2 separate regions of the Homo sapiens genome follow, and region 1 is linked to region 2. Evidence: read pairs that join two places in POLR2A ChIA-PET (ENCODE). Cell type or tissue: IMR-90. All regions are shown on one strand. Each heading gives the region's core, and the rest is flanking DNA. Links, peaks and the distances in the headings are about the cores only.

Region 1 (5,389 bases), core at 150-5,149, 470 kb before region 2:
GTCACTCATCTTCAAATTTCAGTTTGGATGTCACTTCCTAACAAAAGGTGTCCCCAACTCTTACAGATAAAGCTAGGTCCCTATAAATTATGCTTCCCTAACACTTTATATTTCCCCTTTCATAGAATCCAACTTACTGTCATATTAGACTGCCTGTTTTATTCCCTAGAATGGTAACTCCATGAGGGGAGGACCTATAGTTTTCATTGTTATATGTGTAGTACCTGGTACACAGTAGGTGCTCAGAATTAGATGACTGACTTACTGATGTAAGTCCGGAATGCCAATACTCTCTGGAATAGGTTAACTAATTGATTTTTTTTTTTTTTTTTTGAGACTGGGTCTTGCGCTGTTGCCCAGCCTGGAGTGCAGTGGCGCAATCTCAGCTCACTGCAAGCTCCGCCTCCGAGGTTCATGCCATTCTCCTGCCTCATCCTCCCGAGTAACTAGGACTACAGGCGCCCACCACCATGCAGGGTCTCACTGTGTTTCTCAGGCTGGTCTTGAACTCCTGGACTCAAGTAATCCTCCTGCCTCAGCCTCCCAAAGCACTGGGTTTACAGGCATGAGCAACTGCACCCAGCCTGGAATATGTTAATTTAGGAAGCAGTTGTTATCCTATCTATGGAGACAGAGCTAAACTGATCTGGAATACTGGGTAAGAGGCTGGAGAATATTTCTCTGAGATCATTTTCCATTTTAAATCTATAAAGGCAGGGAGGTGAAAGAGATGGCCTTCTAAGAACTTGTTTTTTGAGGTTTCTGAGTTTCCACAATATAGTTTCCCATGGTGTGATCCATATTTAGCAACTTTACAGTTCTTTGCCTATAGAGGAAAATGGTCCACATTGTACCAAACACACTTTTCTAGAAGAGGGTAACAAAATCTGCTACCTAGAAATGCAGAAGATAGGACTTTGTGCTATAAGGCAAATATCTTTTATCATTAAGAATATGAAAATAATCTTTCTGATAAATGTTTTTAATTTATTTAGTGAACAGAGATGCTGTTCTGTGGATTATTTGATCTATTTTATTCCCATCGCAGAAATGAAGAAGTGGAAAGGCAAGACATGGGCAGACCCTGGGAGTTGTACTGCTGATACCACCATGTATCCAAGATACAGAATTATAACTCCTACTGTGAGGATCTGAAAATTGTTGAAGGTACAGCACTAGGATACCTAAAGTAGTAGGGGAATGAATTCAGCAGAGGCTACTGCCCAAGAGAAAAAGGACACTGGGGTTGCTGTCATTATCACACAGATGTAGTTGTTTGCTTAGTGCTTTTAAAAAAGTTTCTAATCTCCCTGTAGCTCTTCCAAAGTTTCTCAAGGATAATATACTGTGATGAACTGATGGTGTGTCCCTGGCCTTTCCAGGTCCGCCCAGATGTCAAAAGTCCTCCCTTTTAGATTTGCTATGAAATTAAGAAACTTTTCGGCTGGCTGAAGTTTGTAACTGCAACTACTCACGTAAACTCCCAGCTCCTTTTCTACAGCTGCCTTGGAAAGCAAAAATGGGAAATTTGCAAATTTTTTAGAATATGATGATTGGTCCACAGATGACATTCTTTCTGTGAGGGCAGTGGGTAGATTTTTCAAAGTGAATACTTTTGGTCCTTTAATGCTTTGTTTTGATTCATCTTATGGGGAAGTTTGGAAGGCATATTAAGATGTTCTGAATTTGAACTTGGATCTCTTTCTTAAGAATCTTGGAGAGTCATCTATTTTTTATGGTGTAGGTAAAAGATGCCTGGAAAATGGGAGATAGACTAGCTGTCCCTGAGGAGGCTTTCACCAAAGATTCTATAATAATATACAACCAAATCTCAGAGAGTGATTCTGTCAAGGTTATGCTCTGGGATATTGGTTTGTTCTCTAACCTCTTAGAAACAATTTCCACATTACCTGACTTCCTCTGCCAGAATCTGAACTACTTAGACAATACAAAAATGATGATGACATGAATAATAACTTTAAAAAGTGTTATCATTTTTTCATTATTAAAATTCCATGTCCCATGACAGGTATAAGTACCTACACTATCCTTATTCCTTTAATCTTCATTTTGTGTTCATATTTATCAACTAAATTGAAGCTCTTTGAAGAAGGGATCTAGGTGTGATAAATAATCATTTTATCATAAATAGCACTTAGTAGAGACACTTCAAATATAATGGTTTTATCTGGATTCGTAAAACTGTAAACTCTTCACAGGGAGAGACACTTTAGCTTAAATTTATCCCAATTTTCACTATTTTACCATGAGCCATAAACAGCATAGGTTCACTTAAAGAGTGGTATCTGAAATTGATTCAGCTTCCTGAATATCCACAAAGTTTTCCACCAAGACATCAAACTCTGACCATTTATTTGGGAACATCAAAAGTTCATCTTCACCTATAATTACACCTTGTATGGATCCTGCCTGTCTTGTTCATTGCTTAATCTCTTGTGTCTAGCAGAGTAAATGCTCGGTAAGTATTTGTAGAATAAATGAAAAAGAGTTTTACATTAACATCTAGCTAAATTATTATTCATACTGCCTACTACCAAAAAAAGACACACAGTGGCCTGCAACATTAAAATATATACAATATAAGACAAAACAGAAAAAGAATAGATTAGAAAAATAGGAAAGAAAAACAGATGAACCAGAAATCTGGGTGAATTGATCACTGTCAAAGAACATTAAATGTAGTGTTACTGGCTTCCTGGTTGTCAAATAAAAAGAGAAAATACATCAAATTTCTAGTTTCAACAGAATTCATCTGAAGAGGCAAACAAGGCTGGGTGTGGTAGCTCAAGTCTATAATCTCAGGCTTTTGGGAGGCCAAGGTGGGAGGAGTGATTGAGCAGAGGAGTTTGAGACCAGCCTGGGCAACATAGTGAGAGCGTGTGCCTCCAAAACAAATTTTAAAATTAGCCAGGCATGGTGTAATATGCCTGCAGTCCCAGCTACTCAGGAAGCTGAGGTGGGAGGATTACTTAAGCCCAGGAGTTGGAGGCTGTAGTGAGCTAGGATCATACCACTTATACTCCAGCCTGGGCAACAGAATGAGACCTTGTCCCTTTTATTTTTTGAGACGGAGTCTCACTCAGTCGCCCAGGCTGGAGTGCAGTGGTGCAATCTCGGCTAACTGCAAGCCTCCCGGGTTCACGTCATTCTCCTGCCTCATCCTCCCGAGTAGCTGGGACTATAGGCGCCCGCCACTACACCCGGCTAATTTTCTTGTATTTTTAGTAGAGACGGGGTTTCACCGTGTTAGCCAGGATGAGACCTTGTCTCTTTTTTAAAAAGAAAAGAAAAAAAAAAAGGAGGTAAACAGTTTCTTGGCACTGAATTCTAGGAAAGAAATTTTTTTGCATGAATTCTTATATGTGAGATGGTAGACAAAAAAGTATACAGGATTTTTAACTTTGTAAAAAAAATTGTAAAATGTCTTCCAAGTGGGTACTTCTAACATCAGTATCTACAAAAGTCATATGGGTTGTTTATTTTCACTATCACTACCCAATAATTTATTTGCTTCTTATGATCATTCCTGTTTTATGACAAGAAAGCTATGTCAATGGTACAGGAAAAAAATTATCTTCTTCTTTGGAATGGTTGGTAGACATTTACCTAATTAATAGCTGGTTGAACTGCATGAAATTGCTGTTTTTATTGAATATTGGTAGCTTCATACATATTGGTAGTTCAACTTAATATAATAGCTTTATCAAGTTGTTTAGGTTAAACATAAGGGGTAACTCAATCCTGATTTACTCATTAGAATGTAAGCTTCCTGAATGTAGTGACTTGGCTTATCTCATTTACTGTAGAAACCTTATTGTCTGGCACATGGTAATACACTTCCTAGCGACTGAATAAATGAATGCTTTACCTTTGAGTTATTTCAAGAAAATCTTTCATGCAGAATGTAACACAAAGCTTAAATGACATAGTAGAGGAATCTATGATCAAGTTTCAATCATTTTTATAATTTGGGGGATGAAAACAGTCTCCAAATTCTTGTATAAGCACGGTACCGATCAAAGTCATAATGTATTGCTTGGTTGGAGCCTCTATTACATCAGACCAAATTAATCAGTACCTTTCTGATCCTGACAGTACTGTCTAGACAGGAACATATTTTTTAAATTATAATTTAATTTAATTTTTTGAGACAGGGTCTTGCTCTGTCACTCAGGCTGGAGTGCATTGGCATGATCTTGGCTCATTGCAACTTCTGCCTCATGAGCTCAAGCAATCCTCTTAGGTCATCCTCCTGAGTAGCTGGGACTACAGGTGTATGCCACCAGGCCTGGCTAATTTTTGTTTTTTTTTGTAGAGACAGGGTTTTGCCATGTTGCCCAGGCTGGTCTTGAACTCCTGAGCTCAAGCGATCTTCCCACCTCAGCCCCCTAAATTGCTGTGATTACAGGTGTATGTCACTGCACCTAGCCAGATATGAGCATATTTGGCAAGAAAAGTCAGATCTCTGTAAGCAATAAATTTACTTGATTTGAAATCTATTATGATTTTTTGGAAAATTTACAGTTCCTCTTACTCATCACTTGTAAAAAAAAAACCTCAATTTCAATTTGTTTCCTGAAGATAAAAGAAGCACAGGTCTTCATTATTTCACTTGCTTACTTGGGTTTTTGTTTGTTTGTTTATTTTTATTTTTGAGATGAGGTTTTGCTGTTGCCCAGGCTGGAGTGGAGTGGTGTGATGAAAGCTCACTGCAGCCTCTGCCTCCTGACCCTCTTACCTCAGCCTCTGGAGTAGCTGGGTTAGTTGAGTAGTTGGCTAATTTTGTGTATTTTTTATGGAGACGGGGTCTCACTATGTTGCCCAGGCTGGTCTTGAACTCGGGAGCTCACGTAATCTGCCCCCCTTGGCCTTTACTTGCTTACTTTGTATTTAATATTGGCAATGTCTCCATAGTTGCCTTTTTTTCCTTTTGCTGTCTACTTTATTTCTTAGCATGTTTGTTCCTGATCTTGTTCTTTGAGGAACTTTTCCTACTTGGATTCCAAGCTTTTCATTATAAACTAATCTCTTAGGTTTTCTAGGCACTGTGTGTGCAAAGTGTATACAGGAATTTATGTTTAGGTAACACAATTTGTTTTCCACCACATTATAATGATCTAAAAGAATATTTAACTTAAATGCCTTATCTGGAAGGAGTGGATATGACAATGACACACATGCTGTCATATGCATGTCAACTGGGTTAGGTCTCCAGGGGTAGGAATAGATATGAACCACATCCATTCCACTGTTATTCACGTGAAACTAAAGGTATTCATTTGCAAGATGGGTAGAACCACTAAGAGGTTAGTTAGTGGGATACATGTGAGAGTTTGAAGACAGCATTTTAATTTTTATTTTTTAAGTA
Region 2 (5,389 bases), core at 319-5,318:
CCGTAGTCCCAACTACTTGGGAAGCTGAGGTGGGAGGATCACTTAAACCCGGGTGGGCAGAGGTTGCAGTGAGCTGAGATCAGCCCACTGCATTCTAGCCTGGGTAACAGAGTGAGACCCGTCAAAAAATAAAAATAAAAAATAAAGGAAACACAAAAGAGCTGAAATGGCTGTATTAATATGAGATACAAAAGACTTTAAGCCAACAAATATTGCTAGTAACACAGAGGGACATTCCATAAAAAAAAAAGGGATGATATTTGTCTAATAGGAAAGCTTCTATAAGCATAGAAGGACAAATAAAATTAAGATTAATAAAGCTGAATAGGTAGAAACGAAATAAGTTATGCAAAGAAAACATAAGAATAAAGAGAAAAACTGGTAACGTTTATTTGTAATGTGTACCTAAAAGATTAATAGGCCAGGCGTGGTGGCTCATGCCTGTAATTCCAGCACTTTGGGAGTCTGAGGCAGGCAGATCACTTGCGGTCAGGAGTTCAAGACAAGCCTAGGCAACATGGTGAAACCTCTTCTCTACTAAAAATACAAAAATTAGTCGGGCATGTTGGTGGGAGCCTATAATCCCAGCTACTCAAGAGGCTGAAGCAGGAGAATTGCTTGACCCTAGGAGACGGAGGGTGCAGTGAGCTGAGATCACACCACTGCACTCCAGCCTGGGTGATAGAGTAAGACGCCATCTCAAAGAAAAAAGGTTAATAAACTTGAGTTGTTTTTGTAAAAAAAAAAAAAAAAAAAAAAAATGAACAAAGAAAATTCACAAAAGAACCAAAAAGGGCCAACATATGAAAAAAAAAAAAAAATGTTTAACTGATATGTGAAAAAATGCAAATCAAATTGCCAAATATTTCTTAAAAAATAATTTGTAATACATCAGGGGTTTCAATAATGGAATTCACAGCCAGCTGACAAACAGGTTTTTATTAATGACACAAGTTTTCAATGAAGAATTTTAGCAAAACAACTATTTTAAGCAATTGCATTTCCAAACAAAAAAAAGATGCACAGCAGTATGTATAAGCCTCTTGAATTATAGAATTATTTATATTAGCAAATAAAAAAACTAACCTAGATGTCTAATAAGAAGTAGTAAAAGGCTAATAAAATAGCAAAATGTTTACAATATTGTTGAATGAAAATCATTTCAAAAAATAGATCTAATTGCCTCTTGGCCTTTTGGCTAAGATCAAATTTAATATCTGATATATCTTATCAGTTTAATATCTGATACATCCTCTTATCAGAGGACAATATTTATTAAATGGATTTTTGCAGCAGGGAGATAAAATGGGAACTTATTTAGTCCACTTCATGCATCAACCTGGCATTGCAGTACCTCCAGGAATGGTGCTCTAATTGAAAAAAAAAAAAAAAAGATCTTACAAGTATAATCATAATATTCTTCAAAATTATAAATACTTACACATATAAATTATGAACATGTATGCATATATGAGATATATATCACTGGAAACACACACACACACAAAAGTAGAGAGCAAAATGAGAAAAATAAATACAAAAATGTTAGGCATATTTTTCCTTTGGATGGCAATATTACGAGCTAATTTCCTTTGGATGGCAATATTACAAGATAATTTTCTCCTTCATACTTTTAATTTCCTAATTTCCATGTTTCCCATGATATATTTGGTATAGGAAAAATTCAGTTCCATCCTTAAAAAGAAAAAAGACTTATAGCTCTATTTTGGACTTTAAGAATGATTTTCACAGCAGATACTTAAACTCTTCTTGCTCTAATGAATTTAGTACCACAAATGCTAAAGACTAGAGACTGGTTTTACTTGGTTTTTTTGTTTTGTTTTGTTTTGTTTTAATGTTTTCCCTCATGTGTTCCAAAAATCAAAGTCTTTGTTTAAGTAAATGGAGGGAAGAAAGTTTTATTCCCCCTAAATTTAGAAATAAAAGTACAAATATAGTTAAATCTGAAATCATTGCTCTTATTAAAATTTTACAGGCTCAAAAACAATACAATTCACATGGTTTAGTGTAAACAGAATGGTGTTTATACTACAATTAGGTATGAAGAGCTATGTGCAATAAAATGCAATTCCTCTAGAGAGAAACTTTAGAACGGATAGAAAGCCAAAAATTAAGCCAAAAAGATAAACACACTTTGGGGTTTAGTTATATTTTGGAACATTGTTTATAGAATGAGGAAAATTCAACAATGTTGTCTGCAGACGCAAGGCACATTCACTGATGAGACACATGGCTCATGCTGAAAACATCTGGTCTGTCAAATAGCTCCACATTTTTCAAGGCTAATTAGTACAAAACCCAGTGATTCCTGGCAACAAAGAATGTCACCCTATTTCCCCATTTTCCCTTCCCAGTATAGTCACATTTTAACTATAACAAATCAGTAATATTCAAATGTCTAGTCTATTTCAATATCCGTGACAGGTTAAAGAATGATAGCCAACTAACACCTGTATAGCAGGCACCAAAAGAAAAAAAATATGTCCAGTGACCACGGAAATCCAAAATTAGATTTTGATGTACTTTTGACAATCTCCAAACATTATTAAAACTGAATCAAAAGGCAAATTCCTAAGTTTCACTTGTATGTGTGGTCACTCTCTCCCCTCTTCTCATGCAGGCTCCTTAACAGAGATGCAATCAGAACTAAAGTAAAGAAAATAAAAGCAGAGAATAAAAGGGAGGAAGGCAGGGAAAGAGGTTCTAAATAATCCTACAAACTGAGTAACCATGATCAGAATAACAGACATGGTTGAATGCTAAAGCAAGAAGAAGAATATTGATTCCAAGCAAATTAAATTTTGGTACTTTCTTGCCATACCATGGAATTCTTTCACAGTGATGGTTTCTAAAATTCTAGGAAGTGATCCTTGAAAGCAAATTGCAACTATCTATAAGAAATTTTTTAAAATTCAGAGTATGATAAAATATGAAATAAAAACTTTCATCACAGAAAAATATTAGTGTCATTCCTAATCAAAGAGCATCATTAACAAATACGTAATTTCTTCTGTGCGCTAGAGATAGAAAGATGTTCAGATGTCTTTCCCTAGGGAGCACAAAATGCAGTAGAAAAATCAGTATTTATAGCTTAAAAAAAAAAAAAAAAAAGACTTCTAGCTACGAAAGCCTAACAAGGAACAGACATGATCTCTCACTTTATAAACAAGTAGAATATTGGCAAAAATATATGAAACAGCCATTTTCAGACATTGGACATCAGGCAACATAGAACTGCTATCTCTGTAAAAAGAGAAACAAACAAGGTGAGTTTAATAATTACCAGGATTATCTACCTAAAGTTGACTTCTAGGTCATGGGCACAGCCAGAAAAAATCAAAACAGAGCTCAGCAGCCTTGCTGACTTAAAGAATCAGTGATAGTAGCTCAGGAAAGTTGATTCAGCTTGAAGTTGTGTGGCAGAGTTCCCCAAAAAAAGAGCAATGCAGAAAAAGAACTGCAGAAATTTACACAGGGGTTCCCTTGAGTCTGCTAAGTACTAGGACAGGCATAGAGAAAGTGAAATTCCACATGGATAGGTAAAAAGAAGGAAGGAAGGGAGAGAGTGGGAGACCAGCCAGGGGAAGGTAAGATGAACACTTCCACAATCTCAGACAAGGCAGATAAACATTCAAACTCTGAACAGTCAAAATGAAGAGTCGTTGGGGACTCCTGAGCTATTCAGAGTAGATTATAGACGGATCAAGTCTTACTTAGTAAAGCTGAACTTCCCTGGAATAAAGGTGGGCCTTTAAGCAGAGCTTAAAAATTGGGTTTGAAGGTAACAAACTGATCTGCAATCAACTCACCATTCGCTAAAACAAAGCCCAACACTCTCTAAAGGAAAAAAAAAGCACCCCAAAATCCAGAGACTCATCAACATAATGTTCATTAATCAATCAAAAATTTCTGGACATGAAAAGAAGCAAAGAACTGACCTACAACCAGGAAAAACAAAATCAATCTGCAGAAAGATCTAAAAAAATACCAGAAGTGGCAGAATTCGCAAAGGAGTACATAAAAACAGCAATTAGAACAATGTACATGTATGTAAAGAAAAACAAATAATAAAAGAAATAAAACATAAAAAGCTAAATGTAACTTCTATACATGAAAAATATATTATCTGCAATGAAAATGTCACTGAAAGGGACTAAAACATTACACAATGCAAATGAGAGAGATCAATGTGCTCGAACACAGCCATAAAATCTATCTCAAATAAAGCACAGAGAGGGCTGAGGGGGTGGGGAGAAAAGATCTTCAAGTCACCTGTGGGGTTAATCAAGCTGTCCAACATAAATATTAATATAACTAAAGTCCCAAAATGGTGATGGGAAAAGGACAAAAAAAGAGTTTGTAGAAATCAGGTCAACATTTTCCAGATTTTATGAATATTGTAAACCCACAGATCCAAGAAGCTAAACAAACCACAAGCAGGATAAATACACACATGTGTGCACATATTTACACCAAAGTGCACAAAATCAAACTGCCTGAAAACAAATGATAAAGACAAAAGTTTTAAAGCAGCTAGAGAAAAGACATACTACTTACAGGGAGACAAAGGTAAGGCTACTTATACATCTCTCAGAAGCCAGAAGACAATGAAATCATCATGTCTTATAAACTAATGAAACTATAAACCTCAAATTCTATATCCATCAAGGATTTTTTTTAAATGAAGGTAAACAATGAGATACTATTTCACACCCACCAGGATGGCTACATTAAAGTCAAATAATAAGGATTTTTTTTTTTTAAACAGACTCTCACTCTGTCGCCCAGGCTGGAGTGCAGTGCGCCATCTCGGCTCACTGCAACCTCCGCCTCCCTGGTTCAAGCAATCCTGATGCCTCAGCCCCTCTGAGGAGCTGGGGTTACAGACACAGACCACCACACCCGCCTCATTTTTGTATCTTTAGTAGGGATGGGGTTTCACCATGTTAGCCAGGCTGGTCTCAAACTCCTGGGCTCAAGCAATCTGCCCACCTCGGCCTCCCAAAGTGCTGGGATTACAGGCGTAAGCCACCACACCTGGCCTGGGTAGACAATAATAAGTATTGGCTAGGCTATGCAGAAATTGGAAACATCTATGCTGCTGTTGGGAAGATAAAAAGGTGCAGGTGCTTTGGAAAAGAATCTAACAGTTCCTCAAAATGGTAAAACATACAGAGAGACAAAGTGCACCAAATGTTTACCATGCGACCCAGAAATTCTACTCCTAAGTATATTTGCAAGAAAACTGAAAGCATATGCTCACACAAAAGCTTGTAAATGAACATTTGTAGCAGCATTATTCGTAATAGTTAAAAAGTGATAATAACCTAAATGTCCATCAACTGATGAAAAGGTAACTAAAGCAGTA

Evidence for each region. Peaks named below come from ENCODE experiments on the same cell type or tissue, not always from the same donor. Only the 100,000 strongest peaks of a DNase experiment are listed, where the experiment ranks them.
Region 1: POLR2A ChIA-PET joins it to region 2 with 5 read pairs; 2 of 35 experiments call an interaction of 5 or more read pairs at or near these places.

Annotation. Positions count from the first base shown.
Region 1 is chr2:72,246,193-72,251,581 of GRCh38, forward strand. The region is part of intron 20 of EXOC6B (exocyst complex component 6B); the gene reads right to left. Among named protein-coding and RNA genes, the nearest start is that of CYP26B1, 100 kb to the left of the region's middle. In IMR-90, for the core only: no CTCF peak of the experiment used is centred there; no DNase peak of the experiment used is centred there.
Region 2 is chr2:72,720,628-72,726,016 of GRCh38, forward strand. All of the region lies in intron 5 of EXOC6B (exocyst complex component 6B), which reads right to left. It also overlaps the pseudogene RNU2-39P. Among named protein-coding and RNA genes, the nearest start is that of EXOC6B, 100 kb to the right of the region's middle. In IMR-90, for the core only: no CTCF peak of the experiment used is centred there; a DNase peak (open chromatin) is centred at 2,244; H3K27ac peaks cover 138 bases.